Regions from separate parts of the Mus musculus genome. Here region 2 is linked to region 1. Evidence: chromatin loops called from intact Hi-C (ENCODE). Cell type or tissue: heart. All regions are shown on one strand. Links, peaks and the distances in the headings refer to the core of each region. The heading gives the core; the rest is flanking DNA.

Region 1 (2,925 bases), core at 270-2,769:
AACTATAGTTGTCCTTCTTAGTACTGATCTAATCTAGACTACCTCTGGTTTAGAGGGGATTTTTATCTTTGAAGGAAGAGTGCAAGATGTGTTTAAAATCTGTCCCATCTACAGTAGATAAGAGGGAGGCTTCTAAGAGTTGTTTTCAATGTTCTTTGGGCTGGGTTAGCTTGTTATCAGAGCGCTTGCAGGATTATCTTAAATTTAAATGCATTATCATAAAGTCATAAAATTATTATGACAAAAAATATGACAGTATATTTATTGAAAATAGGAATCTAAGTGCATTGGACATGGTAAAGGCGTATTTTGTTGTTGTTTAGTTTTGGTTTTTCAAGACAGCATTTCTCTTAAACTGACTGTCATGGAACTTGTAGACCAGGCTGGCCTTGAAATCCGAGACAGATCCACCTACCTCTGCCTCCCAAGTACTGGGATTAAAGACTTGCACTACCACCACACAGCTCATATGTTAAAATAAATATGTATCTTGTTTATATGTGTGTGCTTTACTGGGTTGTTTTTTAAACTGTATTTCTTACTGTGAGTTATAAGCAAAAGGGGGATTTTTTTTCCATTGTGTAGCTTTAAAACAAAACAAAGTTTAGTTACTATTTGCCCTAGAAAATATAAAAAAAGAAATGTTATAATGTTGCCTATAAAATAGTGAATTTTAGCAGAACAATAGATATTTTAAAGAAGACTTGATACTCTTTTCAGGAAGGCACCTTCAAGGTAATGAAAATGTTGATATAAAGTGTGAATTATGATTCAAGCTTCACAGAAAAAGCATTTTTCTCATGGATCAACATCTATTTTGGTGCATTTTGTAAGCTAACATTAAAATAATAAACATGGGACAAATGTTAGGTTTCTGTTCCATTCCCTCCCAATTTCTCTTAACTTTTATACCCATATTGTCAGTACAGGAATTGCCATCTTTTACAGAATATTATAAGTTATGTTTTAAATGATAAAAATGCATTTCCATTCAAAAAAACTATTCAATGAGGGTTTTCTGTATAGCTTAAGTATATTATTTCTTAATTAACTTTGATTTGCTACCCAATTTATTGTCTATTTACATACATGTGATTAAAATTGCATACAGAATGTTAAAAAGGAAAATATACAAGAACTGTGAACAGAATCAAAAGAAGTATACAATGAAAAAAAAAATAACCCAAAGAAAATAAGGATTATATCATGCTGAGATTTTTAATAATATTTAAACATCTTTTTTTTTCATCTTATTTACTCTATTAGATTACAGTATTTTATTGTTGTGGTCTACTTAAGAGCCTTAAAAGGTGTTGGTTTTCACCACATCTTAGAGACCAGTTTGTGTGTACATATCAAGAACCTGCTTCAAAACCAAACCAAACCAGAAGTGTTTTTTAAAGCTGCTAATACTGGATTCCTTCCAGTGACAGATACATTAAATCTTACATTTTTTTAAAGTGGCTAAGCATAAGTTTTATAAGAGATAAAATGATCCAGTTGGACCAAACCTGTGTACTCTGAATACTACTACTACTAACCAGCAGGGGGAGTGAGTCGCCCTTGAAAGGCAAGCGTTAGGAAGACCACATGACTTCCTGTTTTGAATTTAACTGTTGTGGCAGCTGTTCTCCTGTTTAGTGTAGCAAAAAGCAATCAGAGAGAGACAAAGGCTACTACTGTATCAGATGTGGCTATGGTGACATAGTTAACCTTCAAAATTACTTTATAGGGAGCAAATTGGGAAAAAAGAATACATGTGAACCCAAAAATTTTTATGTTAAGCGATTTTACATTTCTGATTAAATTAGAAACAGCTCTTGGGAGAATGGCACAAAAGACATCTCTTTAAAACAAGATGTTAAGCCAGACATGGTGGCATACGCCTTTAATCCCAGCACTCGGAAGGCAGAGGCAGGTGGATTTCTGAGTTTGAGGCCAGCCTGGTCTACAGAGTGAGTTCCAGGACAGCCAGGGCTATACAGAGAAACCCTGTCTTGAAAAACCAAAACAAAAAAACAAAAAAAAACCAAGATGTTAAAAACTCAGGCTACAAAATGTGCTAACATCAAGATACTGAGTTTCTTTTTGCCCTGGGTGAGTGGGGGAAGGTGAAATGTGAATCAGAACAAAGCAGAGAGGACCAACCATGAGGCAGAGGAAACTTAAATCGGAATACAGCGCAGAAGAAGTGGAAATGTCACAGTATTCCAGGCTATGGTGAACAGAGAGAAAACAGTAACTTGGAGCCATGGCAAACTGCTACCCAGGTGTCAGAGTCAACAGTTCTTAGTATTTTGTGTTTAAAGTCGAAATTGATTTCTAAGTAGACACATTTTAAAATGCAAATAACTAGATCAAAAACTTGTTGAATTTTATATACACTTAAAGCAAAATACATTTTTGTTAGAGTATTATTACATTGAAGTGATTTTCCACAATGAAGTTTGAAAATAGACTTCAGTATCCATTATAAACACAACAAATAATACAATACTAGTTTTATAAGACTGCAGGAGTTACAATGATAAGTTTTATAAGACTGCAGGAGTTACAATGATAAGGGAAAGCTTTGAAGGTCTCTTGCAGGAGCCTCAAAATGCCTAATGAGTAGTTAGTTATATGTTGAATGAACAGGTATGATCTATTTGTTATTATTTCAAGTAGAACTAACTGCATCAAAATAGACTTAAAGACCCAGACACTGTTATACGATTGAATAATGAACTGAATTGTGGTAGCCTAGCCACTTACCCAATATACAATTGCAGAAATGCTATCTGAACTTTCAGATAATGAATCCAGGCAAGTTTTAGCCAAAGGTATGTTAACTTGCATTTATTCATTTAGAAAATGTATTCCTTCAACTCTTAACTACTATCATACAAAACATCTTCATTATAAACTAAACAAAAACTTAAATTC
Region 2 (2,925 bases), core at 249-2,748, 61 kb after region 1:
CACAGATAATTTCCTAGAATCAAAAAAAACTTTCTTGATGGCTAGAGAAATATGGCATTTTAGAAAATAATGCAGTTTTTAAAAAGAAATAATGGAACTATTATTTTTAAATAGTTTTTAAAATTAAGATATATAATTACATTATTTCCCCCTTCCTTACTCCCCCAGCCACGCCATGTACACACCCCCTTGTTCTCTCTCACATTCTAGACTCTTTTTTTTCTTTCTTTCTTTTTTTTTTTTTTTTTTTTTTTCCCGAGACAGGGTTTCTCTGTGTAGCCCTGGCTGTCCTGGAACTCACTCTGTAGACCAGGCTGGCCTTGAACTCAGAAATTCACCTGCCTCTGCCTCCCAAGTGCTGGGATTAAAGGCGTGCCCTGACCTCTTTTTTATTTTGTTTATATATTTATATATAAAAATGAATATATATTCCTAAACACATAAATAGAGCCATCACAGTCTATATAATGTTACTTGTGTGTCTATAATTCAGGGCTGACCACTCAGTATTGGATAGCCTGTTGGTGTGCTCTTCCCTGGGGAAGACTATTTCTTCTGTTCTCCGTATTCCTTAGTAGCCTGTATTTCTTTTTTTTTTTTTAAAGATTTATTTATTTATTATATGGAAATACATTGTAGCTGTCTTCAGACACTCCAGAAGAGGGAGTCAGATCTCGTTACGGATGGTTGTGAGCCACCATGTGGTTGCTGGGATTTGAACTCTGGACCTTTGGAAGAGCAGTCGGGTGCTCTTACCCACTGAGCCATCTCACCAGCCCCGCCTGTATTTCTTTATGTGATGTTCACACCCTTCAGTCTTTCTCCTATACACACATTAGCATATCTATTGGTATAATCCTTGTTCCGGTAGAACTATTCTTAACAACATTTGCTAAATTGGCGGAAGAAATTATTCAATAAAAGTGGTTATCTAGCAGGTACAGGATGTGAAATCAATCAGAAGGCTGCCACTTGAAATCTTCACGATTCTTGATCTTATAATATTGATACATTTGGATGTATCAATGATAGAATATTGCTCACAAGAAAGTAAGAGAGTAACCATTGATGAATCACAAGATAAAGAAAGAAAATAGCATGGAAATTCAGAAAAGGATGAGCCCAGGAGAGCTGCCCTTTATATTGAGGGCTCAACGGAACTCACTGTCAGCTGGATCTGGAATTAGAAGACCTGGGTTAGGACCTGGTATGGCTCTGGCCCTGAACACATTTATTCTGAAAAGACCTCTCACTGTTTGCCCTCAGATCTATTTATTGCCCTCTCTGTTTCACAGTAGAATGCGTATGTTGGTAGTGTGGAGGTGGAGTTAGGGGAGAAGTCTCATTTCTTTGTGATTCTGTTGATTTGTTCGCTCTCCACCCAACTCATATGCTGAAATTCTAACCCCTGTTGGTGACAATATTTGGAAACAGCGTCTTTTGGAAGATTAATGAGGTCAGAAAAGTAGGGGCTGTTTCAGCAACTTTTGTTATTGCTGTGAACAAATACTTGACCAGAAGCAACTCAAAGGAGGAAGGGTTTGTTTGGACCATGGTTTGTGGGGTTGGGGTGTGGGAGGCTGTGGAAGCTGTGGAGCAGCTTCAAGCTGCGGCTTCAGGAGCAGGAGGCGGCTTACTCACTTCCGGGCTTATCGCCATGAAATTGAGGCAACAGGAAACGAGGCCACTCTATAAAATCTTAGACTCTCTCGCCCAGTGACCCACTTCCTCTCTCTAGTCTCCACTTCCCAAAGATCCCACAGTCTCCTAAAATAGTGACAGCAGCTGAGAATCAAAGGATGAAACGCTCGAGCCTTTTCACACTAAAACTTTGATGGATCCCTAATCTGACGGGGCCATGGTTTTATAAAAAGAAAAAAAAAGACGTGTATAGGTCTCTTTTGAACACACAAAGATACAGCAAGAAGACAGCTGTCTCCAAGCTAGAAAGAGCCGGCACACTGACCTTCAACTTCACAGCCCCTGAAACTGTAAGTAGAAGATGTCTGCTGTTTAAACTGGCCAGGTCATTATTCTGTTACAGCAACCTAAACATACACAGGTGCTGGGTTCCTGTGTGGGCAATAGTGGCCACAAGGACACTGGGACAGGAAAAGAATAGAATTGCAGGGGTAGTTCTTCCCTTCTGGCTGCCTCAGCAGCACCTCCAGTAGCAGGTGTGGCTCTGGGATTCTAGTATCTACAGGTAAGTATCTTCTTGTCCTTGCAGCCCAGGGAACCAATAGCCATTGCTGGTACTGGATGCTGTTTATCTCCATCTCCTATGTTACCAATCCTTTCGTATTAAAGTCCCTTTGATATAAACAGATGCTTCCTGTTTGAAATTCGACTGAGATTAGAGTACATTTTGAGAAACGGTGAAAGCAGAGGCTGGAGAGATGGCTCAGCAGTCAAGAGCATTTACTGTTCTTGCAAAGGATGCCGGTCCCCCAATCCATATTCCCAGCACCTATGTTGGGCAGCTGGCCTGTAACTTCAGTTTCAGGAGATCTGATAACCTTTGTGCTCCTTGGACACCTGCATACATGTGACACATATAAACTCATTGAGGCACATGTACATACACTGAACAAAAATGTGAGAAAATGAAGTGGCCCTTAAAATAATATACCATGAAGCTATGCTATAATGTGCCGTTCAAGTAGTGGCAGCAGGCTAATCATTCACAGATGTCAGCCTGCAAATGTCTGTCTTTGCCTCTCTTGTTCAAGAAGGGCACACGCTGGTGGTCTGTCTACTCCGGTCTAATTGATCATGCCAGAGAACTCAAAGGGATCCATCACAGTCATGTCGCTGACCCACTCACAGCAACACCCACCCCCAGCCCCTGCCTTCAGAGTGTGCGCTGAGGCTCACAAAGGATCATTTCAGCTGAGATGGTCAATGGAACTGAGAGACCAGGGT

The links. Hi-C counts contacts between places; a loop is a spot of excess contacts. Peaks named below come from ENCODE experiments on the same cell type or tissue, not always from the same donor. Only the 100,000 strongest peaks of a DNase experiment are listed, where the experiment ranks them.
Region 2: a loop joins it to region 1, with 2.5 times the contacts of the local background. A loop is called at or near these places in 2 of 42 quality-filtered maps.

The regions. Positions count from the first base shown.
Region 1 is chr15:8,449,679-8,452,603 of GRCm38, forward strand. It overlaps a transcript of Nipbl not described here. Among named protein-coding and RNA genes, the nearest start is that of Nipbl, 6.7 kb to the left of the region's middle. In heart, for the core only: a CTCF peak has its summit at 1,545 (motif pointing right); a DNase peak (open chromatin) is centred at 1,573.
Region 2 is chr15:8,510,402-8,513,326 of GRCm38, forward strand. Gm49249 (a long non-coding RNA gene) reads left to right here and starts at 828. Exons shown (of 3, transcript XR_003951627.1): 1 at 828-1,991. In heart, for the core only: no CTCF peak of the experiment used is centred there; a DNase peak (open chromatin) is centred at 1,630.